Linked DNA regions of Mus musculus: all the other regions are linked to region 1. Evidence: chromatin loops called from intact Hi-C (ENCODE). Cell type or tissue: left cerebral cortex. All regions are shown on one strand. Region 1 overlaps Syt14 (synaptotagmin XIV). Region 2 overlaps Utp25 (UTP25 small subunit processome component). Region 3 overlaps Utp25 (UTP25 small subunit processome component). Region 4 overlaps Utp25 (UTP25 small subunit processome component).

Region 1 (8,000 bases):
GATGGAGGAAGAATGAACTAGAGGCCATCCTTGACCACAAGCAAGTTCACAGCCACACTGGGCTACACAGACCTTCTAAACAAACAACAAAAGTGCTGAGATGCCAGGGGGAGGAAACATTTGGCAAGAATAATTACAGTCAGACAGTCTGCCTTATTGTTAAGACTGTGGTGTTTCTTCTGAGCACCTGTGAATAGAACTGCTAGTTATAACCCTAATGCAGCTTTGCACTGTCCTTACCCTAGAACTCTGTTATAATGACATCTGTGTTCTACAGAGATAGTGAAGCCACTACAGTTTGCTACATATGCTGCCATGTTGCATCCACAAATAAAAATAGTTTTACTGGAGATTCGGCTTCAACAAGTGAGTATGGCAGTTGGCCACACTGTCTCCCTACACTTTTTAGAATTGAGCTAACAGAAAGATAGATAGAAGACTACAGTATGGTGAGAATTCTGTGGAAAGTTTAATATCAAAACCTTTTACGATTAAAACAAGGTTATCAGTGTTCCTAAAATGCATCACTAATTAGAAAAGGCTTTCATTTCTGTCCAGGATGCACACATCTTTACATACAAGAGTCATACCTTCTAGCAAAAGCTAAACCCTTTTTGTCTCAACTCTTTTTCTTGGGAGTTTTTAGTAGGTTCTAGGAGGGGAGTGCAGCTACTCATGTATTAATGATAGAAAAATGGTCCAACTCTACCAGGCAATGCTGTCTTCTCAACCAAACACACAGCTTCAGAAGGAACATGCATAAAGTGGAGAGGGAAGAAAGACACACCTGCCCAACCAGTCAGATCAGTTGAATCAACCTGGGGTGATCAATGGGATGACAAGTTTGGTAGACAAGCAGTATTAAAATTCACTCTTCCAGGTCTTAGTATGCACTTCACTGACCCGCTCTTCTCTACCTTCCTGTTCTGTATGCTTGCACATACACACAGACACACAGACACACAGACACACACACACACACACACACACACATGTAAATACACTTGCTCTATATACATGAGGTCTTCATCTATTGCTCTCTGTCTTACTTTTTGAGACAGACTCTTACACTGAACCTAAAGCTTGCCATTCATCTAGACTAGCTGTTCACAGAGCCCCCAGAATGTCCCCTCAGTGCCAGAGTTACCTGCCTGAATCACACCTAGCTTTTGCACTTGTGTTGGTGATGCAAACTCAGGTTCTCATGAGCCCTCTTTCTTCTCTGACCTTGACCTTGACCATGACAATCTTTACCTTTCAAGACTATTCAGGAGTGAACTTCTCCAGATAGCTTCCTGGGGTTTTAAGTTTGGAAACAAACCCTTCACTATGTGCTCTTATAGCACTCAGTCTAAGCTTTCTTCACACACTGGAACAAAATAGCAATTTATACTGCTGCTACCCTAAAAGGTAGCTCAATGGTGACAGGGCCTATAAACTTACTTGGGGTAGGGGTTCCTTTCCTGATACCTGCCTTAGAGTAGAATAACAGAGTACTTAACAAATGTTAGTCATACTTTAGAGATAACTTTGTTTCATGTTTTTTAAAAAAGTTATAGGGCTGTGGACATAGCTCAATTGGTATTCTTATACAAGAATGAAGATCTGAATTTAATTTCCCAGAACCTACACCGAAAGGAGAGTCTGTAATTCTAGTGCTAGTACAGCAAAGACAAGAAAGCCCCTGGAGACTAATATCCAATATATATAAAGAACTCAAGAAGGTGGACTCCAGAAAATCAAATAACCCCATTAAAAAATGGGGCTCAGAGCTAAACAAAGAATTCTCACCTGAGGAATACCAAATGGCTGAGAAGCACTTGAAAAAATGTTCAGCATCCTTAATCATCAGAGAAATGCAAATCAAAACAGCCCTGAGATTCCACCTCACACCAGTCAGAATGGCTAAGATCAAAAATTCAGGTGACATCAGATGCTGGCAAAGATGTGGAGAAAGAGGAACACTCCTCCATTGTTGGTGGGATTGCAAGCTTGTACAACCACTCTGGAAATCAGTCTGGCGGTTCCTCAGAAAATTGGACATAGTACTACCAGAGGATCCCGCAATACCTCTCCTGGGCATATATCCAGAAGATGTCCCAACCGGTAAGAAGGACACATGCTCCACTATGTTCATAGCAGCCTTATTTATAATAGCCCGAAGCTGGAAAGAACCCAGATGCCCCTCAACAGAGGAATGGATACAGAAAATGTGGTACATTTACACAATGGAGTATTACTCAGCTATTAAAAACAATGAATTCATGAAATTCCTAGGTAAATGGATGGACCTGGAGGGCATCATCCTGAGTGAGGTAACCCAATCACAAAGGAACTCACACAATATGTACTCACTGATAAGTGGATATTAGCCCAGAAACTTAGGATACCCAAGATATAAGATACAATTTGCTAAACGCATGAAACTCAAGAAGAACGAAGACCAAAGTGTGGACACTTTGCCATCTTCTTAGAATTGGGAACAAAACACCCATGGAAGGAGTTACAGAGACAAAGTTTGGAGCTGTGAAGAAAAAATGGACCATCTAGTGATTGCCATAACCAGGGATCCATCCCATAATCAGCTTCCAAACGCTGACACCATTGCATACACTAGCAAGATTTTGCTGAAAGGACCCAGATATAGCTGTCTCATGTGAGACTATACCGGGGCCTAGCAAACACAGAAGTGGATGCTCACAGTCAGCTATTGGATGGATCACAGGGCCCCCAATGGAGGAGCTAGAGAAAGTATCCAAGGAGCTAAAGGGAACTGCAACCCTATAGGTGGAACAACATTATGAACTAACCAGTACCCTGGAGCTCTTGACTCTAGCTGCATATGTATCAAAAGATGGCCTAGTCGGCCATCACTGGAAAGAGAGGCCCATTGGACTTGCAAACTTTATATGCCCCAGTACAGGGGAACGCCAGGGCCAAAAAGTGGGAATGGGTGGGTAGGGGAGTGGGGGGAAGGGTATGGGTGACTTTTGGGATAGCATTGGGGATGTAAATGAGGAAAATACCTAATAAAAATATTTTAAAAAAGAAAGAAATGAGAGTCTATAGGTACAACTTAGTTATGACTACTTATAGGAGTTGGGATGGGGAATAAAAACTTAAAACAAAGCAGGTGCAGAAAACCTGACTCATTTATTAAAACTGTTTTATAAGCAGAATTTATATCTAATATGCTTCCAAGTAAGCATATACATGGTTTTAAGTGTGACAAGACACTTATATTGATGAATATGAAAAAAACACTGTAAATTAAAGTGAAACATAAGCAAACCTCCATGTTTAATAAAAACTGCACTTCAGACATTCAGAACAACAGATTTTGCAAAGCAATATGCAGAACACTGAACAGTCTTCACCTTAGCCATTAGATGGCACCATGCATCTTCTAGTCAATGGGACTCTACTAATATCCCCACATGCTTAGAATAGAGTAAAAGATATAGTATGTTTAACCTTTAAGTAAATATATTATACATCTTTCATCATTGTGAATTTGTTTTAAAGATAATACAAGCAACTATGTTTCTATTATAATTTTTAGAATGTTAAAACTTATGCAGACTAAAGGTAATGTCACATGTCCAGCAGATGGCTTTCCTAAGGTAAACCTGGGGCAAAGCTTCCTGTGTGAACACATTCATTACTAATAAACCTACAAGAACTTCTAATTTTTAATTCTCTGGTTTCTCTGTCCTTTCTCCTTACCTAAATTTCATCCAATTGTCTTCTCTAATGTAGGACTCTCATTTTCTGGGTATTTTCCAGTCTCTATTCTAAAAGCTCTGCTCCAGAAGACCCCATTCTGGTCATTCCTTTCTCTAGGTCCAATTAAGAGTCTCAAAGATCAGATGCATCCCGGTACCCAATAATGCTGTAACATCAGAGGAAATACATGAAACAGCACCACCTAGGACACTGAACAGAGGAAATGAGGGCAATGATCACTCAACGGAGATAACAGTATGCTGCAATTCCAAAAGCGTCTTGTCTGGAGAGAAGACAGTACTGTAGTGCACAGAGTGGAGTGACCTGGAAGCACATTGACTTTTCTGAGCTGAAGAGATAAGAGAGTATGACACTCAAAGGAGGCTGAAGCACATATATCTGAGAATGGCCAGAAAAAAAGTTCTGCACATCATTGGGTGTTGCCAATAAGCCCAGCTCTTAGGAGGCTGATGCAGGATAACCACACTAATCTAGTCTAGCCAGCCTAAACCACTTAGTCTCAAAAACAGGCTGAGGCTATAGCTCAGTTGGTAATGTGCTTATCCTGAGTTCCAGCCTGATATTAATTGGAAATGGTGACTCATGCCTGTAATCCCAGAAGTAAGGAGATGAGGCAAGAGGACCAGAAGTTCAGGATCATGCATAGTGAGTTCAAGACCAGCCTGAGACACATGAAGCCCTGTCTCAAAAAAAGCAAACCAAAAAGAATAACCAAACCACCAACAACAACAATTACAAGGGGGTGGAGATTCAGCTCGGTAGTTAAAAGCAAGGACCCGCGCTCAGTTCACCGCATCCATTCTAATTATGCAGCGTACACTGCCTGTAACTCTAACTCCACTGGACCCAACACCATCTTCTAGATACCATGTATATACACATACTTTATATATTCACACAGACAAATGGGCATAAATAAAAATAAGTTTAAAAAGGAAACACAAAGCTATCTAGATGTGTGCACTGAGTAACAGATAATATATAGTACAGTGCTTCTTAGCACATACTATATAAAGAAACAGGAACCGGCTGGGAAAACAATTGCTTAAGTAGAGGAAAAGAGCTACTAACCAAATCTAGCACACAAGAAACAGTGACTACAGCAATGATTCAGAGTCTTAAGCAATCTCTCGCTCTTCTGATTAGTGTCTGAAAGCAGATTGCCTCAGAAAGTTAGGTTGTGTTAGTAAACATCTCATCGATGTGGCAAATTATCTGAAATAATCAACTAAAAGAAAGACAGGTCTACTCCGGCTCATAGTTTCAAAAGTCTCAGTCCATGGTCATGGTTGCCTGAGCATACTGCTACAAGCCTGCAGTGGCAAACACAGCTGGCCAGAATACATAGCAGAGGAGCCATGCTCACCTATGGCAGCTACGGATCAAAAAACAGACTCAGGTAGGGGTCAAAGTCTCACTATCTCCGTTACAGGCATGTTTGCAAGGATCTAACTTTTTCCCACTAGGCTCAATCCACAGAACCATAGGCTGGGGAATAAGCCTTTAATATGGGAGTTCTTGGAGGACAATTCTAATAAAATTATAGCAGACTATATTCAGATTTCATTTCCCATGGTTTCACGTAACTATGATTAGCAGCCTGTAGCATCAAACAACAATTTCAAGAAGTAAACAATTTCTAGGTTTCAATGGTACAGCACTGTAAGCAGCAGGATGAAGTTCAGTGTCACCGTCTGTAATGTCAGTCACCTCTCTTCAGTCAGAAACAACCCACAAAGAAGCACATATATACTGGTTTTTCAAAGGAATCTCAGTGTAGTCGGGGTAGCCTTTTTCAACAGTGAATGAAATCATCACTAACCATAGGCAAGAAAGTGAACTGTACTCCATGCACAAAAATTACTCAAAATAAATATCAAGATGAACTTTATGCATGCAAAAATAATAGGATTTTAAATCTTCATTCATTATAGCAATGAAATACATAACACATAATGGGAATAACAAAAATGTGTAAAGCTGTGGAGTGCTATCAGCACACACAGAAAACAAAAAAACTAACATGTTCTGAATGAAAAAGCAATACACTTAGAAATTCAACTACTTTTACCAAGATCCTCTCAGAACCAGGGAAGGGGACATAAACTGCACAAGAAGATGCTTGGCAAGATTATTTCAAAGGTCATCTGGGAAAATGGGCAGCCAGAAAGATATCAGCCCTAAGACCCAGAAGATTTACAGTATAAATGGGGAGCAAAGGCTATTCTGTAACTCTTCATTTTTCATTCTGACAGAAGCTAAGCTTCTGCACAGAGAGACTGTAAAGTTACGGCACACTTACACACTGCACTTACTGGCTCAGGAGGCTTACACTAATCACTGTCTCAAAAATTTATCATTTCTTTCCAATAAAAGCCAGGAATCGTGCTGCATGCTTATAATCCCCATACTGGGAAAGCAGAGACATGAAGGTCATAACTGAGGCCAGTCTGGCCCACAGAGTATGACCTCCAAAACCCAAAACACACAAAATACCTCACAGACAGATAACAACAGTTGGCTACACATGGAATCAGTTCTGTAAGGACTCAGAAATCCAATCTTGTTCAATACACTGGCAGGGACAGACCCTGAACCTCAGCCAGAGGAGGAGTTTGTCTGGTGAAGGATCAGTTTGTCAGAGTAGGCCAGGCAGATTTTGTTCTAGCAACAAAGTGTGGACCTGCTCCTTTTCAAAGCATGTTACAAAGCAGTGCACAGCAGATGGATGATGCAGATGGGTTGGAAAAGCTCAAGCAGGCTTCCAGGTTCTAAAGCTGGTCTACAGTTTCATTCCCCCGAACGCCTAGTGTCAAACACACAAAACTCACAACCTTTAGAGAAGGACAGAAGGGAAGGAAAAAAATGGTCCTTTCTGACAATAGTACTTCAGAGAGAGCAGAATGGGGTTGGGGAGCTGTGCAGTCACCAGCACCTTCCCTTCCCATTGTACTTTTACCTATGACTACTGCCTAGCCTGCACCCCACCTCGCCTGTCAGTGCTGGAAGAACCTGCAGCAGAGTCAATGGGTATTAGAAACAACAGTCACTGCAGGAGACTCTTTCTCTCTCTAGACTCACAACAGAAGTTCAAGGAACTGAGAATGAGAATCCATGCTCCTACTTTCTGTGAAACTGCAGATGAAAATGTCATTTTAATAATAGTAGCAAAAGCTTATTCTTTGCTAACATCACATCTCTATAAATTCACAACCTAATCAAAGTTCCTTGAACCAGGGTTTAAAAAAAAAAAAAAAAGGAAAGAAAGGGCTTAAAATACATTCCAACAGCTGGGCATGGTGGCACACACTCCCGGCACTTGAGAAGCAGGTGGAGCTCTGTGAGTTAGAAATCAACCTGCTCTATGTAGTGAGTGCCAAGTCTGCCAGGGCTACCTAGTGAGACTCTATCTTACAAAAATTCTTTTGACATTTTAATAGAACAGTTAGAAAAACCTGGTAGTCATTCCATATCTGTTATTTTTCCTTTTAGAAGTCATCAAGACACATTGACACAAAGATATTGGCCCTAAGGCTCGGAAATTTCAAAAACAGTATAAATAGGTAAAATGTTGTACTAAATTCTAGACTTTGCATTTTGACAGAAAGTCAAGCTTCTTCACAGAGACAGTGTGAAAATGTGGCATATTTACACACTCAACTCAGGAGCTTACAATATTGACTTTCTTGAAACTATGTCATTGCTTTCCAAGAAAACATTCAAAATCCTCTTCTTGCTGCTTTGGATTTTAGCACATTTCACGGTAACTACCACTTTCTATGCCATAGATACCAACACCAGCCCTCCAAGCCACTGTGATCATTAGGCAGTCCTGATCTTTGTCCCTCACTCTGGCACTATTATTCTCCTAACTGAAAAGACTTAGCTCTATAAATGTCCACCCACAAGAGACTGCCTCAAGTTTCCATGCTTAAGTAAAATTCTCACCTCAGCTTCGAACACAGCTGAAACTACTATGAGTACTATTACTTTTGAATATTTTTTAAAGTAAACATGTTCTTTATTACATACTGTTTAGCCCCAAAAAGGAAAGGAGGATATAAGCAGTCTTTGCTATTCTGTGAGATCTTCTGTCTTCCACCCTTCTCCACCCCTTTTCTTCCATGCTTTTAACCCCCTAACACTAGATAAGAGGGAAAACAGGGGTAGAGAGGAAAGGGAAGAGACCCCTGAATAAAGTCAGGGGTCAGAAAGGGATCCGTGTTATTGTTAGACCACTTCCTGCTGATTAG
Region 2 (8,000 bases), 100 kb after region 1:
GTAAAATACCATAACCAAAAGCAGTTTAGAGAAAAAGTCTATTCTGGATTTTAGTAAGTTCCAGAGAGATAGGAGTTCTATCATGAGGGAAGGCATGGAGGCAGGACACATTTTCATCTATGCACAGGAAGCAGAGACAGTGAGAACAGAAGTGGGCTGGGCTATAAAAACCTCAGGGCCTGCCTCTAGTATGTCTTCAGAGAAAGCTGTGAATTCATGAGGTCCTCAAATACATGAGCCTATGGAAGCCACTGTTCCTCATCCAGCCACTTACTGGTCCATACATGTTGCATGCTGTCTGCATTTTAACTTTCTGCATCTGTCTTCCCCTTTGATCTCTCCCTGTCCTTCTGCACACTAGACAATGAGTTAGGCGAGCCTTTGCCTATGCATCTGTATGGCAATCCTTTTCTTTTCTTTTTTTTTCTTAAGACAGGGTTTCTCTGTGTATCTCTAGCTGTCCTGGAACCCAGTCTGTAGACCAGGCTATGGATCACAGAGATCTGCCCACCTCTACCTCCTCAGTGCTAGGATTAAGGGAGTGGGCTACCACCATCAGAAGATCCTATTTTGACAGATGTATAGCACTTCCTCTTCCACTATGGGTTTCCAGCTATATAAGCATCCACTTTCTGTGTGTTGTAATGAATTGAGCTTGTCTGGCTTTTTATTTCTTAAGTCTTTGTTTAAGAATAAGGGGGAGGAGGAGAATGAGGAGGAGGAGGAGGAGGAGGAGAAGGAGAAGAAGAAGGAGAAGGAGAAGAAAGAAGGAGAAGAAGGAGAAGGAGGAGAAGGAGAAGAAAGAAGGAGAAGAAGGAGAAGGAGGAGAAGGAGGAGAAGGAGGAGAAGGAGGAGAAGGAGAAGGAGAAGGAGGAGGAGGAAAAGAAGAAGGAGGAGGAGGAGGACGAGGAAGAGGAGGAGGAGGAGGAGGAAGAAGAAGAAGAAGAAGAAGAAGAAGAAGAAGAAGAAGAAGAAGAAGAAGAAGAAGAAAGAAGAAGAAGAAGAAGAAGAAGAAAGAAGAAAGAAGAAAGAAGGAAGAAGAAAGAAGGAAGAAGAAAGAAGCAAGAAGCAGCAGCAGCAGCCAGGAGTAGTGGCCCACATCTTTAATTTCAGAATTTGGGAGGCAGAAGCAAGTGGATCTCTGAGTGCCCAGTCTGGTCTACATAGAGATCTCCAGGACAGTCAGAGCTATATAGAGAAACCCTGTCTCATAAATAAGTAAACAGAAAGAAGGAACCCTGAGATTTTTCAGTGGGTAAAGGAACTTGCTGCCAACCCTACAAATGAGGTTGGTTCCTAGAACCCTTCTACAAACTGTCCTCTGACCTCCACATGTTTCATTTCCCTTACACACACACACACACACACACACACACACACACACACACACCTAAATAAATATAACTTAAAATCTTAGAAAAACAAAACAAAGATCTTTTCTGGTCTACATTTGTTTTGCTCCTGCAAGTTGTTGGGTGCCCCTTCTGGTCCCAGCATTGCTCTGGTCACTCTGTTCATTATAGGAAAGTCTGTAGCTGTCATCTCTAAGCAATCTACTGTCTTTGTGAGGGGTTACACCATGTATATTTTCTAATGGCTGTCTGCTGTGCTACATGTGGGCCATGAAGCCATCTTGAGCTCTGAGTTAATCTAATTGTATTCTAGGATCAACAATGATGGCAGCTGTACCAAGCCCCAGCCCTCTCGGCTCCCACCCAAAGCACTTGCCAAGGAGACTGACTTTCCCTCCGGTCAGAATCTTGTTCAGCATGGCTGATCATCATGCATCTGGCATTGCTGCCTCAGAAGACTGTTCATCATTCGAGAACTAATGCTGGCCCTCTTGATAAAGCATCCTACAAGTGGGGTATGTAGAATGGAAACTCAGAATCCATCCCCACTCCATTGGCTCAATCCCTCCTCATGACCTTGGCTTCAAATCAGGACTGGGGGGGTCCTTGTGCTGTGTCTCTTGGGCTTTACACTAGTCTTTCCCTGTGCACTGTGGAACTCAGGCTATGCCACCTCATTCTCCTCTGTGAGGGAAGCTAGCCAGCTCCAACAGCATAAGGTAGTTGTGGGCACACAAAATCACCTGTCTTTCTGGAATGCAAATAAAAACAGAGAAGTGATGCGCTGCACCCTCCCTCCACTCCACCCCTTAGATGGTGGAGAACCAACAACTCAAGTGTTGGTTGGTGGATAAAGGTGATCTTAAGAGAGTTGCCAAGCTGGCTGGGAAAACGGTCTGCCAAGTCCCTTATTGGCTGAGATGAGAGCTACGCAATGACACAGTAGTAACCCCAGGCATAGATGCAATAGAAGTGGAAGCACACACACACGAACACATTTGCCCCTGAAAGCATATAGCAGCATTGTTCACAACAACCCAAAGGGTGAACAAGCCAATAGCCACCAACTGGTCAACAGATGAATAATTCCAGTTGTGTATCAACTGGAATTCCAACAAGACACCAAGACAGAGGCATGGATGCAAGCTCTAACCCAGGAGATCCTTCATCATGCCACATGAAAGAAGCCTGTTAGAGAGACAGTAGGTCACATTGTCCTATTCCTACACACTCAGAATAGGGAAATCCAGCTGGCCAGTGACTGCTTAGGGTATCTGTAGGATGGGGTAAGTAGCTAGAGATAAGGGTTCTTTATTTATATTAATCATTGTATTATTATTAATTATTATTATTATGTGTGTGCGCACTGTACTTATGTGTATGTGCGGTGCACACATGCCACTGTGTATGTGTGGAGATTGGAGAATCCTAGGCAGCCAGTTCTGCTTCCATCATGGAATCTAGGGATTTGCATTTATCTTCTGAGTCATTTTATCAACCCTGAGGATGCTTTCTGTAGTGACAAACAAGTAACACTGACTGTGTTAATGTTGCTAAAACCAAACAAACAAAACCCAACACCACCACCACCACGAACAACAACAACAAAACCCACTGGCTATATGGAGTTTTTTCCTTGTTTGTTTATTTATTTTGGACAGGTTCTTGCTATGTAGTTCTGGCTAGCCTGGCATTCTCTACATAGCCCAGGATGGCCTTAAGTTTATAGTGGTTCTCCTGCTTTAGCCTCTCCTGAGTACTAGGCACAGACATATACCACTGTAATGGTTTGAATATGTTTTGCCCAGGGAGTGGCACTATTAGGAGGTGTGGTCTTGTTGCAGTAGGTGTGGCCCTGTTGGAGGAAGCCTGTTATTGTGGGTGTGGGCTATAAGACCCTCATCCTAGCTCCTTGGAAGCCAGTCTTCTTGTTTGCCTTCAGAACAAAATGTAGAACTTGGGGCTGGAGAGATGGTTCAGCAGTTAAGAGCACTGACTGCTCTTCTGAAGGTCCTGAGTTCAAATCCCAGCAACCACATGCTGGCTCACCATAATGAGATCTGATGCCCTCTTCTGGAGTGTCTGAAGACAGCTACAGTGTACTCAAATATAATAAACAAACAAACAAACAAATAAATCTTTTTTAAAAGTTTTTTTTTTTTAAATGTAGAGCTCTCAGCTCTTCCTACATCATGCCTGCCAGGACATCGCCATGCTCTTGCCTTGATGATAATGGACTGAGCTTCTGAACCTGTAAGCCAGCCCCAATTAAATGTTGTCCTTGTAAAAGTTGTCTTGGTCATGGTATCTGTTCACAGCAGTAAAATCCTAAGACACCCATTGTGCTTAATAACTGACAGACTTAACAGTGCTACGGGTTAAACCCAGGACCTTGTGTGTGTTAAGAGGGCACTCTACCACTGAGCTACATTACCAGCCTGGTTAAACCTTTAAATAGGTGAGTTAGAACTCTATGGTATGGGGATGTATTTCATTGAATCTGCTTTTCTAAAGACAAGAGATGCATATTAATACTGTAACTAAGCCCAGAACACAGGGAAATTCAGGGCCCTGAGAGAAAACAGCTGATACACTAAAATGAGCTATTATGGAGATTAATGAAGGTCGATTCATAAAGATGTGGGCAAGCTATTGGAGCCAACCAGGGATGGTGTAGGGTCCTGTGAGCAAAGGGGAGGGAGTCCAGACAGAGTGGCACACAGGGTTGCTTTCCAGGACAAAGAAGCTACTGCCCACAGCAGCCTGGCAGAAGCACTTACAACTCGCAACCTCTGTCTGTGGAGACCCCACCTGAGTGAAGCCTGAAGACACAGGAGTCAATCTTGGAGGCAGGGCACAGAACAGTTATGACAATCATGGCCATCAACTTAGTTTCTTTTGTTTTGTCCCCTCCAGTCAATCCCACTACAGGGCCCGGTTCGAGCACTGTATGGTCTAATAAGGAACTTTTTGACTCTAGCTAGGTGTGGTGGCTCACACACATAATCCCAGCACTTGGAAGGCTGAGGCAGGAGGGTTGCTGTGAGTTTAAGGCCAGTCTGAGCTACATAAATTCTGAATCAAACAAATGAAACTGTTTCTGATAAAGCTTGAGTCATTTTCCTGGAGCAAAATGCTTGCAGGCTTCTGCAGAGATGCCTTGTGCTTCCATCCAGAGAGGCTGGAGAAAGAACTACAGATCTTTCCCCCATCTGCTTAGAATGGGGGGGGGGGGTTAGCAGAGGAGGGATGGACAATGGGATAAACTGCTGTAGGACCTCAGCTCTGCAGAGCAGGTAGAGAAAATACCTAAAGCCCACGGGTGGGGGGCAAACTCTCCACTTCCTGTTCTAGCAACATCTGCGGCTCCAGGGGTCATTTCTCCTGAAGTGTGGTTTCCTTTCTCAGCAGCTTTTTCAGATTTGCATTTGGATTAGTCTGGGAATGCCTGTCTGCCTGCTGTGGGCTGCACCACGTGTTCCCCGCTTGTTCTACAGTGGAATCCTAACCCCCAATGCAACTGTTTAGAATTGCTGTCTTTAGGCAGTCTTGGAAAAGGCAACTGAGGTAAAATGAGGCATTACCATAGACCTGTATTTTCATACAGAAAGCTCAGGGACACATACACATAGAGGGACAACTGTGGAAGGATGAACATGGTCATCTATGAGCCAAAATCATCCTCAGAGGAAAGCCCAGATGTTCTAAGATTGCAAGAGAATATTCCTGCTGTAGAATCTGCCCAGCCTGCATTCTTTGTTATGGCAGCCCCAGAAAACCAATGTACCACCATCCCTGTTGGAGGCGAAGGACCATTCAATGTCTCCTGCCTTTACAGCCGGCTGGTTCTGCATGCACCTCTTTCTCCTGGCTGGCTGAAAATATGTCAGCTCTAATTGGAGTCCTCTTTCAGATCTGTGGGGACTCTAGGAGACATATCTGACCTGGTCTGTGGTCACTGGTCTCTGATGACTCATCGCCTGGGTGATCACTGCCACCACTCTCCTGCTGTGCCAAGGTCTGGACAAAGTCCCCAAAGCTCAGTGAATCCTCAACTTCACCCAGCCCACAAGGCAGCATCCTCTGAGTCCGACTTTCTTGGCAAGAGGAAGAACCAGTTGTTTTGGAAATGCACATCTACCACATAAAAGGCGCATGACCACATCTCAGCACACATGCTGCTTTGCTTTGATGCAGTTAAGACAGATTTCGAAGGTAGTGCAGCTGGATTCTACTACCAAAAGAGCTGGGAACTACTTGGTGTTTCTGTGAGTCAGAGTCCCTATCGACATACAGATGAGACTGTTGGGTTCCTGCTTTCCTGACCCCTGGAGTCAAGTCAGGCAACCAGATTTAGTCTTCACCTCAGGTGTCCTAACAAGGAACCAAACTGGGACTGGGAGAATGATGCACAGGTGTGATAACCACCCCCTCACCTGCTGTGGCTGGAGGTTGTCATGGAAACAAAACCCTCCATTTCCAGGGTGTAGGTAGCCACCTTCTGGGACCTACGTTCAGACCCATGAACAGCCTCTTACTAAAGAGCCAGAATTAGCTTGGTGCAGGTGCTGATGGCTTTCTAGGACAAGACCAGGCGACTTCCTACATCTCTGATGGCCTTCACATGAAAAATGCCCGCCAGAAACTTAGTCTCTTGTTAAAGACTCTTTCTTGCCTTCTTTTGTTTGTAAACCAAACACCACTGACCAGTAAACATAGGTGTTTCCTCCTATCAGCCTTCATTGCTGTCTCAAGCATACACACAAAATGACATGGAAGAATGACCCGTTTTGCTTGTGAAGTTTTCCCAAAAGGTGGCAGGACACCTGTCAGTTTCCACCGATATGCACAGAGGATGCTCATGCAAGGTCTGGACATGGCAAGCCAGAACACCCAGTGGCTATTTGGGTGATGTCAGCTTTCTCTCTGGTCTATTTGGGGAGCTCTTGAGGGAAGACAGTGCAGCAGTAGGCAGGACCTGCTTATGTGTCCAACTCAGGTGGACACCAAGAGAGCCTGAGAAGCAGTGCTGAAGAGATGGGAGGACTGTGGCATGGCCTCAGAGACTGTCTCTCCAAAGGGCCTTGACAGATGCTTAGAATCCAGGACTCCTCTGGATCAGAGTTCTAGTTTCTCACTTTGATGTGCTTCCATCGCTTATTTAAACTCCACTCACCCACACACCTCTGAGGTTTTTTTTGAGACAGGGTCTTGCTAAGTGGCCTTGGCTGGCTTAGAATTAGCTATGTGCGTGTAAGATTTTTAAGGTTTATTTTGTGTGAATGTATGCCTTGAGTGCACGTGCTTCCAGAAGCCAGACGAGGGCATCAGATTAGGTCAATGTGGGTGCTGGGACGTGTTCTCAACCACTGAGCTTTCTTTCCAGTCCTAAAATTTTATCATCATCCAACTCCCAATTGCTTCTATCCCTCCCACTTACACTGACATTTCTCTCTCTTCCACTGCCGAAAACTAAGTGGGAGGGAGGGATGGGAGATTGTGAGTTCAAGGTCATCCTTAAGAGTTGTGAAGACCAGTTTAGACCATGAGACCCTGTCTCAACATGTGCATGAGCACACATGAATGCACGCGCGCGCGCACACACACACACACACACACACACACACCCCAGGTGTTTCAGTTTTGTTTTGCACTATTTTTTTTGGTTGGCTTTATTTATGTTGCTTTTGAGACAAGATCTCACTATGCAGACCAATCGCTTTCTAGTCAGGATCCTCCTGCCCCCAGGCACCATGCCTGGCTTATTTATTTAGTTAGTTAGTTTTGGTTTTGAGTGAGCATGGGTTCCACTTTAAAAAGACTGAGTAACACATAACTCTTCAGAAAGTCTTGAAGGAAGTCAGAATAATTGCCTGGGAGAAAAAGAGGCTCACTGGAAATGAGCAGCCTGCCTTCCCGCCACATGCCAGCCGAGGCTATGGTGCCCAAATGGCCACAGCCCAATGCAGAGGTCCAAGACTGACAATCACGATGGCTTGGTCAGGCCACCCCTGACCTGTTGGCCTCAGGGAGAGCAGGCTAGCAGGATGTTCTCTCCAGTAGTGAAGGGACGGCCAGGTTGAGCTGCCCACCAGCCCAGGTTCAGATCTCTGTAGAACAATGCTGGCATTCAGAGCCTGGTCCTGACTCCAGAGTACAAGGATAGTTGAGCACCTGCTTCTGAGGCTGAACTCTGTCCTCTTACATGATCCCAAGCCCCACAGGAATAAGAACACTGTGGTCAGAGGTACAGGGCCACTTACACTAAACACACACCAAAGGCATCAAGGAAATGGGTCAGAGGGTGGGGGAAAGGGAAGGAAGGCTGAAGGCCTCAGATCATAGAGGATGCACCCTGAACAGTATGGCTTCCACAGCATTCTTTATGGAAGCCTCTGGGACCTCACAGCCACCTAGACTTTATACATCATGGCTTTTCAGGCGGGTGTAGAGAACTTCCCCTGCTTTCTTTCCCCAGGCCTTTTGTCATCTGGAGACCATAGGCTCAACAAATCTAAACCTGGCTGTCTGAAGAGATTCCAGAAAGGTCCAGCAAAAGGCAGCCAGACTTCCCTGACTCTCCCTTGCCCTCAGCATCTTCTTGTCCCCCACAAAGGGTGCAATTAGGGAATAAAAGCTTTAGAGCCC
Region 3 (8,000 bases), 110 kb after region 1:
TTTTTCTTTTCATTTTCACCTGTTACACAATTCAAAAACCAACTTGGTGCTGAGGACAGAATCAACCTTGGGTCCCAAATGGTGTTACTTGAACTGTAGAAATAAATGCTGCTTTATACATGACTGGTAAATGTATGTCTTAGCTACTAAAACACTAGGAAGAATCTAAAATGATAGTGAATAAACGTACTCTTCTAGGTTGGAGTACATTTTTTTTTTTTTTTGGAAGTTTGGCTAGAAAAGTAAAGTGCCAAGACTGGGACATAGCCCGGGACACCTCCTGCTCTCAGCCAGGCCCATGGGCAATAACAGCAAATGCTTTAAGAAAAATAGACAGGCAAGTCAGAGAATCTTCCCCAAGTAAAAATTGAAGCCAAGGGGCTGGTGCGATGGATGACTCAATAGGTTAGCACACTACTCTTTCAGAGTACCTGGGCGCAATTCCCAGCACTTACATGATAACTCACACCTGCTTGCAACTCGTTTTAGGGGATCCAAAACTCTCACACAGACATAAACGCAGGCAAAGCACCAATACGCATAAAATAAAAATTAAATTAAAAAAGTAAAATCTTAATGGAGAAGTCATAGCTTACAAAGTGTGGCAAGCACAAGCGTCAGTTTCTGAGAGTAGCAGGCCTCTGACTGCTCTTGGCCCTGACAGCTGTGGTGACCCACACTGGTCACTCTGCACTGCACACTGCACTTTCCAGTGACACAGGACTGCAGACTGCCTGGAGCCCGTTCCTGGGGCAGTGAACAGATCAGGTCTATGAGGTCCAACAATGTAGTCCGTTCCCCTCCACACTCATTTTTCTCCGGTGACGAAGAGGTGGACATTCTTTGGAGACTGCAGCATCTGTGCCGCCCGCTCCACACCAACCACAGCCGCCAGCCTCTGGGCATCATACTTGGAATACAGCACGGTGCACGTCCACGTGGCCTCCTCTCCTCTGCTGGTGGCTCTCAGCATGTTACAGACCTCACTGTAGAAGTGAGGGTACGTTGGCAGTTCATAGAATATCAGGTTCCTGATGCCTTTTATTGTGTACCTGTGAGAGAGGAAGGGGGCATGAAGCAGCAGCAGGAGCTGTACATGTACAGGCACAGGGCTCGACATGTCAGCGGCTTCACAGACACTTGGCTCTACATGTCTGGGTGAGGGTACGAGCACAAACCACGGACAGAAAGTTACCCCAGAATTAGACGGTTTATTCTTGTGACAACGAAACTGAATTACTGATGCTGAGTTTACCATAATGATAACAGAAATTTGTATTTATTTAAAATTTTTTTTGGAAGAATATGCTGACCTGGAACTTGATAATAGATTAGGCTGGCCTCAAAACTCACAGGAAACCATCTGCCTCTACCTCCTCTTGAGTGCTGGTATTAAAGATTGATACCAGCATGATGCCCAACCCAATTTTTAAACTTGATATTTACTTTATCATCATTATTTCTTTTTTTTTGGGGGGGGGGGGCAGAATCTCATGACAGAGCCCTGGTTGGCCTGGAATTTGTAGTGTAAACCAGGCTGGCCTCAACCAGGTGAGCTACAACATCTGATTCTTTAAAAACAAATATTTCTCTCTCTCTCTCTCTCTCTCTCGCTCTCTTGTGAGCTACAACATCTGATTCTTTTAAAACAAATATTTCTCTCTCTCTCCCTCTCTCTCTCTCTCTCTCTCTCTCTCTCTGTGTGTGTGTGTGTGTGTGTGTATGTGTACATGCAGGCCTACACACCATGGGAGTCAGTTAGTTGTCTTGTTTTCACCACAGGAGACGCAGATGCCTTTACTGGTTGGGCTATCTCACCAGTCCTATATTTCTTTAGAGACAAGGTCTTAGTACATAGCTGGCCTTAAACTCATTATGAAACCAAGGGTAACAAGGACTCACAATAATCCACCTTAGCCTGCCAGAATGGTGGGAGTTACAGCTGTATGTAACCACCTGGCATTCTGCATGGGCTGAAGGAAAGGGAAGGCAGCAGACCAGAACTACAAAAGCTCAGAGGAGGATCGATAGCTCCTCGGGGGAGGGACTGTCCACTGAGCCTGGTAGCCCGAGCTCCATCCTGAGTTCAATCCCTGGAGTCTACAAACCAAGAGAACTGATGCATAAAGTCGGCTTCTGATTGACACCTGTGTGTGTGTGCCAAATAAAGATTAAAAAAAAAAATTCTGCCAGAAAAAAATGATGCACTGAACAATTTAATGTTCCCTTCATCATCAGGCATGAGGTCATCAACAGAGATGAGGTCAGAGCCAGGACATAAAATAAACAGCACCCATGCCAAGAGCACCTGCTGGTCCTTTCTCATTACCTTATAAAATCCTGCCTGAGGCTCCATTCAGCATCAGGACAGAGCAGTTAGTTTCAGCAGCTCACAAATTCCCACCCCATTCCCTTCAGCATTGTGGGATTCAGGTGCAGAGTGCAGATACTCACTGAACAGCTGGAGGCAAGGTCAAAGGTCCCTCTGGGACCCAGCAACAGACTTGCTGACAAGGCTCTGAACTTCCTGTTAGAATGTCTGGTACACATTCTACGGTGGTACACTTACAATGGGAACTTTACCTCATTTACAGATGACATCTTTCCTTTATCTCACAACTCATCCTGGTCTCTCTGGAGACCTGCCATGATATAATTTGCTTTAAAAAATATGTGTGTATATGTGTGAGAGAGTGTACATATATGTACTGTGTGTGTGTGTGTGTGTGTGTGGAGCCTATAGAAGTCAGAAGAGGAGGCTGGATCAGCTAGAACTGAAATTACAGGTGGGTGTGGCCATCATGTGGGTGCTGGGAATCAAATCCCATGCTCTTATACCCAATGAACCATCTTTTCCAGCCCCCGTTCCAACACTGAAGAATCTATAGTGACCCGAAGGACAGTGCCCTAACAGGAGAGTAAGACGAACAGCCAGCCATGTATGGTGATGCTCGCCTGTGATGTCAGCACATGGGAGATGAAGTCGGAGGATCAGAAGAACATTCTCAGTTACAGAGAGAGCTTGAAGCCAGCCTGTGCTACATGGGCTCCTGCCTTAAATACTAAACCAAACAACCCCACAAAAAATTACCGCCACCACCAAAAACCTACCAAGTCCCACTTTAGCGTGACTGCTGGTGCTCAGAAATGATGCAATATTCACATTGAACCTACATACTCTGTCCTGAGAGACCAGTGCACCCAGAAAATACATCAGCACCTCAGACACCAAGCTAAGCCTTCTAACTGCTACAGGAATTTGTTTGAATCCTGTGGTAGGTGGAAGGTCGCTATGGCAACTAGCAAATCCAGACAAGACTGAAACAGTCACCCACACTACTGGTGATCAGACCAGGTGCATATGACCATATGGACCAGTCGCCTCAGAGTGTGCGCAACTGAAACCACAAGGAACACAGAAAAGCAAGAAAATGACCCTGTCACTGTGTGTGTGTGTGTCTGAGTTACTCAAAGCCTCCTGCATACCAGCCCTTGATTGGAGGGGTGGGGGCTATGGAAAAGATGCAAAAGGGCAAGGTTAAAGTATGTATATACTTTTAGCTATAGGCAGCCTTTATGATAAGTTTTCCTTTCAAAATCCACTGTAAAGCAACAAGTAGGTTGGTATATCATCAGAATACATGCATATGGATGTGCTTACAGAACTGTGCACACAGGACAAACTGGTTTCAGCATCCCTCTAATGTGCCTAAGACCACAGATGCTCAGTTCTGTCATAGGCAGCATTTATATAGAACCTGATACTTGCTTAACACAGTGTCAGTGCTACATGAAGAGTTATTAAATTATGGCTAAGAGCACTCACTGCTCTTCCAGAGGACCCAAGTTTGGTTCCCAGCACTCAAATGGCATTCACAACTGTCCACGACTCTCATTTTAGGGATTCTGAGGCTCTCTAGTGGCAGCAGGGATACACATATGCACACTCATGCACATGAAATAAAGTTTTTAAAAACTGTATTGTTTAGGGAACAATGACAAGACAAAAGTCTGCATTTCAGTACTGATACGCATCCTCTTTCAATATATGGTTGGTTAAATCTGAGAATACAGAACCCACAGATATGAAGGGTACCCCATAACTACAAAAACTGAAAAACAAAGAAAACTATATGCTCACCAAAAGGAAATGAGGTCTCTTTCATAACTAAACAATCAAACGGTTATACACTGCAAATACTATATAGAATATATACTAACTCATCAGAAACTCTTTTACAATGAGAGCACTACCAGACCTACCTAGTGTCCATCACTTCTAGAATCTGGACTCACACAAATGCAGGAAGGACCAGCCCCACCCCAGCAGCCATGCTGAATGCTCAGCAGCCTACGTCGAGTTTACAACCTGTCCAAAGCTTAGAATCTGCACCACTGCAGCAATGGGCAGGCAGCAAGAGTACAATGAGGCATCCTGGAAGAGAAGTCATGAGCAAACATGCAGCCAGCTCTAAGACGCCTTTATTCTTCTGCTTTCATTCTCAAGCCTGCCCACCATCCTGTTGGACACTACTGTAACAAACAGAGCCAGCCCAGCAACCTAAGGCACCTCAATCCTGTAACACACACTAGTAAGGAGAAAAGGCCAGTTTTAGAGTGTGTTGGGCACAAATAAAGTGAAGGCCTTTATGTGTCCTCGAAGGGCTCACTGCATTCCATCCCTGGGGTGCAGACCCTCTCCACTTGGACCTTGCTGCTGCCTGCTCCACTCTGGAATTCTCTTCCTTCACCAGCACTTGTAACAAATCTATCATTACTTTTGCTTTTCTGTCTTTTTCAGCTCTGTCTGAAGACATGTCTGAGACATGAAGAATCTAGACATGGAGTCACAGAACCCTAAGACCCTGTCTAATAACACATACACACTCTCTAATGCCAGGCTGAGATCAGTGGAAGAGCCTGCCCAGCACATGCCAGGCTCTGGGTTCCATCTCTAGCATATGCCTTTTGGTGTTTCCACTTTTCTGGTTAAATACAAAACTGGATCCAAAGAAATTACAGACCAAAATGTTCATCATGTCCTTGGTAACTTGCCTGTTTGTTTTGTTTTGTTTAGGGACAAGGTTTCTCTGTATAGCCCTGGCTGTTCTGCAACCCACTCTGTAGACCAGGCTAGCTTCAAACTCAGAGATTCGACTGCCTCTGCCTCCCTGAGTCCTGTGATTAAAGGTGAGTTTTATATGCTCAAGTTCATTGTCTGCATGTATGCATGTAGACTAGCAGAAGGCACTGGGCTGTGAGCTGCCAGGTGGGTGCTAGAAATTGAACTCAGGACCTCTGGAGGAGCGGCCAGTGCTCTTAACCACTGAACCACCTCTCCATCCCCTCCTTGGTAATGTTTTGACACTCAGAAACCCTGAGGTCACTAAGCACGGCAGAGACGTGTGCACTGCTGTGCTGTAGCCCATCTTTACCCTGAGAAACACCGGTGAGCCTGGCAAGCCTGCGGCACGGGCTGAGACTTGCCTTTACACCGTGCTTCAGACTTGGCCGGAATGTGCACAGTGCTGCACAGGGACTGTTCCGACTCCAGAAGGCTCCTTTCACACATGCCCTCTCCTTGAAAAGCTGCTGTGACACTTGAAAGCAGTGCCTGGCTCAGTTTAAAAACTTGAAATGGCTACAATCACAAAATCTCCAGCCATGCAGACAGCGTGCTTCCATTTGCTAGAATGATAGAAAGCCAAGACCTTCAGTAAGTGAAACTCCACTGTAAATGGAAACAACTGTCTGATACAATGAAGCAGCAGCAGGCAAGCATGAGCTCCCTGGACAAGCAGCCCTGGTTGCCAAGAATGAAGCCAGAAACAAACCTAATTATTTTTCAGCAATTTATTACACGTAATGCTACATCTTTGTGTAACACTAAAATATTTTAAAGGTTGCCATGCCTAATCTGCTGAGCCCAGGCAGGCTGCTAGGATTCCTCCCTCATCATCCAGGAAAACACACACATTTGGGAAACACCACTCTGATACCAGCATAAACGAAAAGGGCCACATGGTCATGGTGCATGGCTCAATGTCCCTCAGAGCTTGGAGGGCTTTGTGTGCCTGGCTGATCTTTGTTGGTATATATTATGGCAATTTAATAAGGCAGAAATATCAGCCAAATGTGGAGGTGTGTGTCTGTAATCTCAGCAACCAGGAGGCAGAAGCAGGAGGATCAGTTTAAGGCCAGCCTTGGCTAAATAAATAGTTTGAGATTTTCTTGGATTAAATAAGTCCGTGTCTCAACAAAATGAAATAAAAACAACCAAATAAAAACAGGAAAGTCAAAATCCCACCATAAGAAACTGGAAAGAGGGATTTGGACTCAATTTCTTTATCTGTAGTACATCATTAGAGAGGTTTGCATCTGGCTGCAGGACATCTGATAGGGACTTGGGGCACATAAAGTTCAACTATCTGGAAAACTGGAGTTAGTTCTCTCCTTCTACCATGTGGGTCTTGGGAACTGAGCTCAGGCCATCGCCATCTAGCAGGTTCAGGAAGCTATTATTAACTAACAAGCAAATTAGGATTTAAAAAGCAATAGCAAAAAGTAAACAAGATGTTCTGTTAATGACCTAGCAGTAAATCTAAGCACCCATTGAAAAACTAAAATGTATTCAACCCCGAGTCCCTTGAGATTTTTCCACTACTGTTATCAAGGGGTAAGACAGAACTTTCCAGGGGAAGACAGCCACCTGGATATGCTTCCTCAGGGATGCAGCCAATACTCAGCCTCCACCTCCCCAAGCTCTCCTGTGCTGATCCTGTTCTGCTCTTCAATCGTTCACTGGCTTCTGTGAGGTGTTGGGACCACAGCTGCATTCCAGACCACACAGGGCTCAAGCTTTGGTTTCTAACCTTCCCAGCAATGCCCAACCAACGAACCACCCACCCACTAACCCACAATACAACCCCTGTGGCTTTCCACAGAGCAGAAGCAAGGGACGCATGTACAGCCCCACAGAGCCTGCCCAGGTCCTTCAGTGGGTGGAGCCTAGACTGTCTTACCTTTTGTAGAAATGGAAGCGTTCTGTGAGGAGCAGAAACTGCTTCTCTCCTTGCAGAAAGAAGTGTCGAGCCCTGGAGATCCCAGACTTCTGCGTATACTCGCAGATGTGTGTGAAGTTCAGCTCTTCTTTCTTGAAGTAATTTCGGAGACGCACAAAGTCAAAGTAGGAGGGGACATAGATGAGTGTGTGAGACATGACAGCATCCCGGTACTGAGGCAAAATCTTGTTTATGAAAAAGTGAAACCTGATTAGGAAAGGCCAAGGACAAGGTTAACATCTACAGCTGAACTCACAGTAGGGCACCAACAGTGTGGGTCAGCAAGGCATAGCCCAAGAGATGCCTTGAGGCCAAAGACAGCTTCTTTTCAAAGACCCTCTGAGGATAAAACTGATAAACACGTAGGAAATGAAGTCCTAACAGTTAAGTGTAAAGGCAGATCAGGTTCCATGTATGCCAGAGAACTAATGTAGTTCACACCAGCCCCTCATTCACTCAGCGGCAAATAAGCCTTGCCTGTCTAAGACATATGCCCACAGAAGGCACATGTGGGGAACCAGACAATCTGCTCTTCTCTGAAGGGCTTATAATTAGGTCAAATGGTATGGATTATTCCATAGGCCACAGCAGCAATGGTGTGATTTTGCCGTGTCCCAACCTTGCTTCTAGCTGTAATATGAAGACCAAGCCCCAGTTTCTACCTGGCTTGATTCCTTCTCTGTCAAGGGCCTGGCTGAGTTCAGTTTGGGGACCTAAATTGATAATCAGTAATCACTCAGAGTCCAGTGTTAAATACGCATCCCAAACCAGATCTCTAGATGAGGCTCTGTGGGTGTGGGTAGCGTTACCTGGCATCGATCACTGAAGATAGGTCTTGTGCTTCCATTCTCTGGAAGACGTGAGGGAGCTGCACCAACACATGACTGATGGAGCCCGTCATGGGGACATTCCTCACAGCCACCTGCCAGGAGGTAAGAA
Region 4 (8,000 bases), 120 kb after region 1:
TTCTTCTTGCTGTCCCCTTCAAGGAGGCTGATGAAGAGCTGGACCACCCGAAGGGCAGCTTCCCGGAAGGGCACCACTATAAGTACCTGTGGGAGGCAATGGCAGGACAGAGGTAAGTATCTGGACAAAATACCTGGCTCAGTATCAACAGCCAAGTTCCTGAATTCACACCAACCCATCCTATAAACTTTTAGCCCCAGGGCTCTATGGGAGACATTTCTCAAGCAAAATCTGGAAATATCTTTCAGTATAAGGAATGCCCATAGTAGCCGTGGAAGCTCAAGGACAGAAATATATTAAGGTCTTTGACAAATACACAGTGTAGTGGTTTGAAGGAGACTCGCTCCTATAGGCGTATACATTTGAACGCGTGGTCCCCAGCTGGGAGCTGTTTGGGAAGGGTTAGGAGGTACAGACTTGTGTCTGACGGAGGGTGGGCTCAGAAGACTTCCGACATGCTGCTTGTGCCTTTCAGGCTTACTTGTGGTTCAAGACGTGAGCTTTCAGTGTTCCTGCCTGCCACCATCTCTCTTTTACCCTCAGACTCTGCTCCTCTGAGATAGTAAGTCCAATTAAATGCTTTCTTTTATATGTTGCCTTAGTCATGATGTTTTGTCACACCAATAAAAAAAAAGGCAGTAAGAAAAAAATACAGAAAAGGATTAACCATTATTATTATTATTATTATTATTATTTTAAGTATATTCTCTAGAATAGTTTTTTAATCCAGTGATGACAAATTTCTGAACTGGAAAATCAGGACTCAATTTCTCAAGCCTCATTAAAATGCTTAAAGATGGTTCATAAAAGATGAGTCAGGGTTTTAGAGCACTTATTGCTTCTGGAAAGGACCAGAATTTGGCTCCCATCATTCACAGTCATCCTACCTCCAGTCCCGTGGGATCTGACTCCCATAGGTACAAGGCATGCCTGTGGTGCATATACATACATGCTGGCAAAACACTCATACAATAGAATTATAAATCGAAAAATACATGTATAAAGTTTCTGCTGAACAGAAAATCAGAAGATGGCTAATAAAGAGCTAATTTCTAACTACCCATTATTCTTGTGCAAATAACAGACTCACTGGCGTGACCCTAGCCCAACCATTAGATTCCAATCATAAACCTGACTCTCATCTAGAGTACACACAGAGATAGACAGTCTCAAATGTTATACACACGCATTTGAGGTAGCCGACTAGAAATGCAATCAGCTGGTCAAAGAAGTAAGTAACTGCCCTGGATGCCAGACCCCAATTTAAGAGGCTGGATGGCTGTCCTGGTGGTGACACTAAGTAAGTGTCCACACTTTGTCACCCCAGCTATCAAAGTGTAAGAGCCACATTAATATTCACAGCCACCCCTGAATCCTGTTGAATTCAACAGAAGTCTGAAAACATGACCTTCTGCAGAGACAGGTGAGGCAAGTGTGAGAACAAGGCCTGGTCCTCAGCATCATGAAAAATGTGCACAGAATTAAATCCATCTCCTTTCCTACTAGAACTTCAAATGTGCCAGAGGTCACACTAGAACGCACAAGTAAATACAACCTTTACTTTAAGCAGCAGGAAGCTTACAACAAAACAGAGATCTCTGGTTTGAAGGTTTCTGTATATGTGACTTGGTGGAAAGCCTGATTCTAGCCCCCCTCTGCTACTCTTTTCTCTGTTCACTTTAGCAGGGCCTTCTAGGAATCTGAGTTCATAGAAGTTACTGCATATAGATATAGGGACCGGATAGAAAACTTCACTGGGTTCTAGTGAGCCAAGTCACCAGGAAGAGATCATCAGCATTGAGGTGCTTATGTGTGCTTGGGGTTCAGCCCTGAGAGCATCTGAAGCCCCTTTCACTGCCCTGCACTGCCTGGCTCACTCAACTGCTCACCGAGGATTCACTAACTAGTCGGCTGTCAACACACTCACGACTCAGCAGTGCCTCATGGCCTTCTCGACAGCAAAGCTCTCCTGCTGCCACTCACCTTAGGCCTGGTGAGCCCTTGGTCCCTGAAGTCATCATCTTCACCCACCCCAAGTTTCTGGCTCCGGCGCCTACTGTTGTTAGCCAGCACCTGAGCATTGGCTTTGAGGACATGGTTTATGGCATGCAGGCAGTATACATGGCGGACTTCTTCTCCATTCTTCAGGGCAGTCCTCTCAGGGTAGAACAGGTCCCGGTAAGAATTCATAATTAAGAACAGCTCTTTCTGGAGCGGGGTAAAGGAGCTATTTGATTTTTGAGGTCCAGATAGAAATTGGCTATTGGTTTTTGCCCAGGTGGATTCTAGAGGCTTCTGAAGATGAAGTAACTTTAGGTCAATATCCTTTGGAGGTTTAAATGTTTCCGTCTTCTGGAACTTTGATGAAAAGACAAGATGTCCCAGGACTGGCCACTATGGGCAAACAGATCAAGAGAGCTAAGTAAGACATGAGTAACAACACACGACATTCAGAGTAACTGATGACTCACAGATCATCCCCTTCTCTCACACAGGCAAGAGGGTCCAGACAACAGTTACACAAGCAGTGGGCAGCTTGGAGCCTGACTTCATACCTGAGAGCTGTCTCTAGTGTTTCCCTCACTGTTCCAAGGAACACGTCTCAGGAGAGTCAAAATTACTTTAGAATTGTTCAAATAACGTCAGCAACGTGATCCGTCACAAGGGTATGTCTGTCTTGGAATTGATCCATCTTCTCCCTTCCTCTCTCCCCACTGCTTTCTCTCTCAGAGACGTACCCAGCAGGACTCAAGGGATACTACTTTGTGAAGTGAATGTTTAGAAAATTTTCATTGTAAAAAAATTGCCAATCTAGAATTAGAGTAACTTTGGCAGTAAAGGAAATGAGGCACAGAAGCTGAGCAGCCTGGCGACTCTCCAGAGAACTAGGCTCAATGAAGCAGCTCACCTCAGAGGTCCCACCCTGGTGACTCCACTTACTCAGCAGTGAACTGACAAGCTCCCAGAAACAGAAAGGAGCTCAGGAGTTATGGGGCTAGGAATGAGGAGTGTGAAAGTGGGGATGGTGAAAAGGAACGACAGAGCCAGGGATGGTGCCACACACCTTTAATGTCAGTGTGGGAGGAAGAGGCAGGCAGATCTCTTGTGATTTTGAGGCCAGCCAGGACTACCTAGTGAGGCCCTGCTAGTGGGGCCACACAGTGCTGTAGAGTCCCACAACCTGACTGTGCTGGTAGGAACGGGACTGTATAAGAAGACAACCCTGTACAGAATATATGAGTCTAGATGCAATGCCATGGGGACAGAGTACTTAGCCTAGCATGCAGCAACAAATGGCATCTTTGTCCATTCTCTAGTCTCGATACTGTGCTGTAATCTGCTACTTGGTACCAAGGGCAAAACTGGCATAAGGTACAAGGGACATCTCTGATTTGAACTCTGGACCTTCGGAAGAGCAGTCGGGTGCTCTAACCCACCGAGCCATCTCACCAGCCCCTCTGACTGACTTCTTACACCCAAACATATATCTGCAATTACTTCAAATGAACACCCAGATCCTAATACCTGGGAGTCTGGGGCAAAAGGACTGACACAAGCTCAATGTCTGTCAAAGTGAAACTCACTGTGAACAATTAACAATGTGCCAGTACAGTAAGCCAAAGACAGCCATTTCTGTGGGGCTCTCTCCTATGCCCGGGAACCGAGCAGTAGTACGTACTTTCAGTTGCTGGGTAGCTGGAGGGCTGGAAGCAGCAGCTTGAATTTCCTTCTCTTTCAGTTCTTTGTTGACATGTTGTTGAAACGGATCTAATTCAGAACACAGTGATCAGCACAGTGAGCAATGGTGGGGCTTTCTAGTCTCCTCAGAGTGGCAGGCTCATCTCTAGTCACCTGGAAAGTGACAAGTCCATCTCTGGTCTCTGTGGAGACTGACCTGCTGATCTTCCCAGTGTTGACTCCCCACCCTTCAGTCCAGCACTGGTCCCCATCCTCCAGCATCTCACCCTCATGTGAGGAGCTGAGCACTGGAAGCACACACTCATCACATGACATCTCAGCCCAAAGTTCAGGCTCTGACCACTGCACCTAAACCCACCTCTTCAGTGACTTCTGAGCATGGCCCTAAATTCTGCTTATGAGACTTTCCTTGGCACCAAAAGTCCTCTCTTCACATTCAGCTGTGCAGTGCTATTCCTTCACAGAAAGCGCTCCACAGGGAAAGGCTAGAGCCGGTTCTCTGTGGACAGTCACAGCTCTTTTAGCCCCTACCACGTGTCGTACATCCAAACAAGCCAGCACGTGTTCCTGTCTTATCTGGTAGATGGCAAGATTCCCGAGCGCAGGCTCCATGCACTCTGCACAGCAAGACACACTAATAATTCTCAGTATTCACCTGAACTAGAGATGACACAAATGCTACCCCTTGCATGCACATGACCCTCAGCTCTGTGATGCCCATGTAGTCTGCTGCACTCGGGTGATCCCCGGGCCCCCCTCTGTGCTCTCTCACTGAGTAGCAGCAAAGTGAAGTAGGTAACTTGCTCAAGGATCCAAATGACATGAACCTGCAGAAAATGCCCAAGACTACAAAAGCAACACCATCGGGGACACCTAGGCCAACCCATCTGCACAGCCCACGTGCAGAGGCTTCAGAAAAGCCAGCTGGCTTCCTGCTTTTGTCCAGGCTCCCACACTGTCACGGTTCACAGTTAGGATGTGGTTTCTGCTAAGATTCCACAAATTCTACCTCTACTTCTCCTCCCACTAAAAGCCAGCAGATCTAACTAGGCCACATAAGGACTCGGCTTCACCCACGCTAAAGTGCAGCTGCAGAAAACTGGGAGAGGCAGAAAAGACTGACACCCGCTTGGCCTTCCCACCGGCACAAACTGATATTACAGAAACTCATGTCCAGCTGGCTGCCATTTGATCACAGGCATGGTGACCATGGAGGGTGGGGGGGGGGGTGGCTTTGGGGCTCCTCTTAGTAATAAGAACACTCAGACTGGCCACCCCTGGGCCTCACAAACTTGAAAAGGTACTGCTCCAATGAAGAAGGCTGGCAGAGGGGGGAAGAACACTCTCTCCCTTCTCTTCTCCCTGTTAGGAGGGCAAAGCCTTGCTCAGACTCCAAGTCTAGAGACTTGAGGCCTGGGACTGCCTCCCCACTTCACCCTGCAGCCTCCTCTCCACACTAACTATTGAAAAGCACAAACACGTGAGAAGCGCCTCCTCCAGCCCCCTATGTGACCACCACCAGCTGTTTCTACTGCGCTGTCAGTCGAGCCTAACACAATCAGTGCACAGCCCTATCGCACTAGAGGGTTGGGGCAGCAGGAGCCACTCTCACCTTGGGATGGCCTCTGGGAACAACTGCCCCCGCTATCCTCTTCTAGAAAATTAGTTTCCAGGCTGAACAGTGACTCGTGTTTCACATCTGTGAACTCCTCTGAGGATTTCTGTGATACACCAGGTGGCTCTTCACCATCTTTTTCTTTTGAGTTGTCAGCTAGAGACATATCTGAAACAATGAAAATCATTTTGTGAAATTTATGGGGTATGGTAGAGCTGGGGAAAGAGGAGGGGAGTTTCAGACCATCCTGGTTAACATAGCAATTTCCAAACAGCTAAGCCTACAGAGTGAAACTGTTACAAAAATAAAGTAATTTACACATAATTAAATGTTGACAAAACCAAACACTGGTGCTCACTGCTTTCATTCATTCATTCATTCATTCATTCATTCATTCATTGAGGCAGTTTCTCTGCGTAGCCCTGGCTGTCCTAGAATTCCCTTTGTAGATCAAGCTGGCCTCAAACTTAAGGAGATCAGCCTACCTCTGCCTCCTGAGTCCTGGGATTAAAGGTATACGCCATTATTCTTAACAGTGCTTAGGTAATGCAGTGATGTGACTGTTCAGAATTGAGTCTGATTGCAGACCTGAGTGATGAAGTAAACTCAGTAACTAAGCTGGGCTTCAGGCCTAGAGCATGATTCAACTTTACTCGGGATATTAGTAGATTAAATTTATGCTCCAGCCGGGCGTGGTGGCACACGCCTTTAATCCCAGCACTTGGGAGGCAGAGGCAGGTGGATTTCTGAGTCCCAGGACAGCCAGGGCAATACAGAGAAACCCTGTCTCGAAAAACCAAAAAAAGAAAAAAAAAAAAAAAAAGCTCCAAATGGTGGATTCCAGGCAGGAAGTCAAGTGACTATTTGATCTTTTGAGTCAGGGTCTTCTCTGGCTTAGTGTCTTAGCTGACTCACTATTAGCTCAGGATGACCTTGAACTTCTGATCTCCCATCTCTAGCTCCTGTATGCTAGGAGCTGCGGAGGGAACTCAGGGCTGTGCATGCTAGGCAGACACTACCCACTGAGCTATCTCCTGGCCTTCCTCATGGGGTGGCTCCTCCCATTGTAGGAGGCTTGTTGTAAACACACAGGAGGCAGTTCTAGCCTAAGGGGAAGACTTCCAGCAACTACCTGTGAGCTCTAGCTATAATAGTGGCTCCTCTGGGGGCTCCTGCCTGATCACCTTTAGACTTGAAGACTGCAGCCCACTGGGTAATCACATGAGCCAATTCCTTAAAATAGATTTCTATCATAATTAGAAGTTACCGTGGAGAATTCTAAAATACCCAGTTCTAGAACTTACTCTAAAATACTACACCAAGATATAAATGAAAGATGTTGAGAGCAGCCTGAATTATGATAAGAAATAACATGGAACAACTGAAATGTCTGTCAAAGGATTATTCAATAGTGTGTGTTATACATCCAAGAAACTAATGTGAATCCAGAGTTACGTTACAGAGAAAAAGGTCCAGTCTAAGGACAGAACTCAGTAGCAAAGCATAGGTAGGAGGCACTAAGTCCAATGTCCAGTACTGCAAGACTAGGTCCTCCTGCTTCTACCTTCACCAAGTGATAGAATTAGAGGCACATACCACCACAGCTGGTTTTATGTAGCGCTGGGGATAAACTCGGGGCTGTGTTTATCCTAGGCACACATTTCAACCACTGTGCTATATCCTAATGACCCTTCTCACATTTCTGAGGTAAATAAGACAAATGTTTATAATTAAAACATGCAATAAACAAAACCATTTTCCTCTAAAAATTTAAATGCAAAGAAAACCAGCACTAAGAACCTCCAAACATTTAAAAATTATAGCAACGTAAGTTTTTGCTTATTTGTTTTTGTTTTTCAAGACAGAGTCTTACTATGTAACTCTGAATGTTCTAAAACTTACTATGGAGACCAGGCTGGCCTTGAATTCACAGACATCCTTCTGCCTCTGCCTTCCATGTGCTGAAATTAAAAGTGTGCCACTGTGCCCAGCAAGGCAAAGGATTTTTAGCCCAGTAAAGCTAACTAGGAAAACCACTACATGGCTGGTCTAAGATTTTTTTTGTTTTGTTTTATTTTGGTTTGGTTTGGTTTTTCAAGACAGGGTTTCTCTGTATAGCCCTGGCTGACCTGGAACTCACTTTGTAGACCAGGCTGGCCTCTAACTCAGAAATCCACCTGCCTCTGACTCCTGAGTGCTGGGATTAAAGGCATGCGCCACCATGCCCCGCTCTTTTTTTGGGGGGGTGGGGGGTGGGGGTGAGGTGGGGAGTGGGGGGGTGGTGGGCAGGTTAAGATTTAAAACAGCAAACAACAAAAAAAAGTATTTGCTGGGCTGAAGAGATGACTCAGCGGTTGTGACTGCTCTTCCAGAGGCCGAGTTCAATTCCCAGCATGGTGGTTCATAACCAACTGATGCCCTCTTCTGGTATAATTGAAGACAGCTACAGTGTACTCATATATATAAAATAAATCTTTAAAAAAAATTTATTTGCCTATCATGCTCAAGGCCCTAGCTAGAATCAAAAAAGGGAGAAAGAGAGAAAAGAGAGAAAAGAGAGAAAAGAGAGAAAGAGAGAAAGAGAAAGAAAGAAAGAAAGAAAGAAAGAAAGAAAGGAAGGAAGAAAGGAAGAAAGGAAGAAAGGAAGAAAGGAAGAAAGGAAAGAAAGGAAAGAAAAGAAAGCCTG

What was found. A loop is a pair of places that touch in the nucleus more often than their neighbours do. Peaks named below come from ENCODE experiments on the same cell type or tissue, not always from the same donor. Only the 100,000 strongest peaks of a DNase experiment are listed, where the experiment ranks them.
Region 2: a loop joins it to region 1, with 2.9 times the contacts of the local background. A loop is called at or near these places in 5 of 42 quality-filtered maps.
Region 3: a loop joins it to region 1, with 4 times the contacts of the local background. A loop is called at or near these places in 16 of 42 quality-filtered maps.
Region 4: a loop joins it to region 1, with 4 times the contacts of the local background. A loop is called at or near these places in 16 of 42 quality-filtered maps.

The regions. Positions count from the first base shown.
Region 1 is chr1:192,997,697-193,005,696 of GRCm38, forward strand. All of the region lies in intron 2 of Syt14 (synaptotagmin XIV), which reads right to left. Among named protein-coding and RNA genes, the nearest start is that of Syt14, 34 kb to the right of the region's middle. In left cerebral cortex, a CTCF peak has its summit at 3,388 (motif pointing right); DNase peaks (open chromatin) are centred at 3,391, 6,474 and 7,100; H3K27ac peaks cover 311 bases.
Region 2 is chr1:193,097,412-193,105,411 of GRCm38, forward strand. It overlaps Utp25 (UTP25 small subunit processome component), which reads right to left. Exons shown (of 12, transcript NM_145415.2): 12 at 6,992-8,000. It overlaps Gm39747 (a long non-coding RNA gene), which reads left to right. Exons shown (of 3, transcript XR_865901.3): 3 at 1,666-2,978. Among named protein-coding and RNA genes, the nearest start is that of Gm31406, 5.8 kb to the left of the region's middle. In left cerebral cortex, no CTCF peak of the experiment used is centred here; DNase peaks (open chromatin) are centred at 4,517, 4,848, 5,468 and 5,750; H3K27ac peaks cover 2,373 bases.
Region 3 is chr1:193,106,735-193,114,734 of GRCm38, forward strand. It overlaps Utp25 (UTP25 small subunit processome component), which reads right to left. Exons shown (of 12, transcript NM_145415.2): 10 at 7,871-7,983; 11 at 7,023-7,268; 12 at 1-1,052. The coding sequence ends at 809. Among named protein-coding and RNA genes, the nearest start is that of Gm31406, 15 kb to the left of the region's middle. In left cerebral cortex, no CTCF peak of the experiment used is centred here; DNase peaks (open chromatin) are centred at 3,296 and 5,579.
Region 4 is chr1:193,118,327-193,126,326 of GRCm38, forward strand. Utp25 (UTP25 small subunit processome component) reads right to left here. Exons shown (of 12, transcript NM_145415.2): 4 at 5,312-5,482; 5 at 3,680-3,768; 6 at 1,984-2,394; 7 at 1-86. Among named protein-coding and RNA genes, the nearest start is that of Utp25, 7.9 kb to the right of the region's middle. In left cerebral cortex, a CTCF peak has its summit at 7,739 (motif pointing left); DNase peaks (open chromatin) are centred at 4,301, 4,696 and 7,707; H3K27ac peaks cover 836 bases.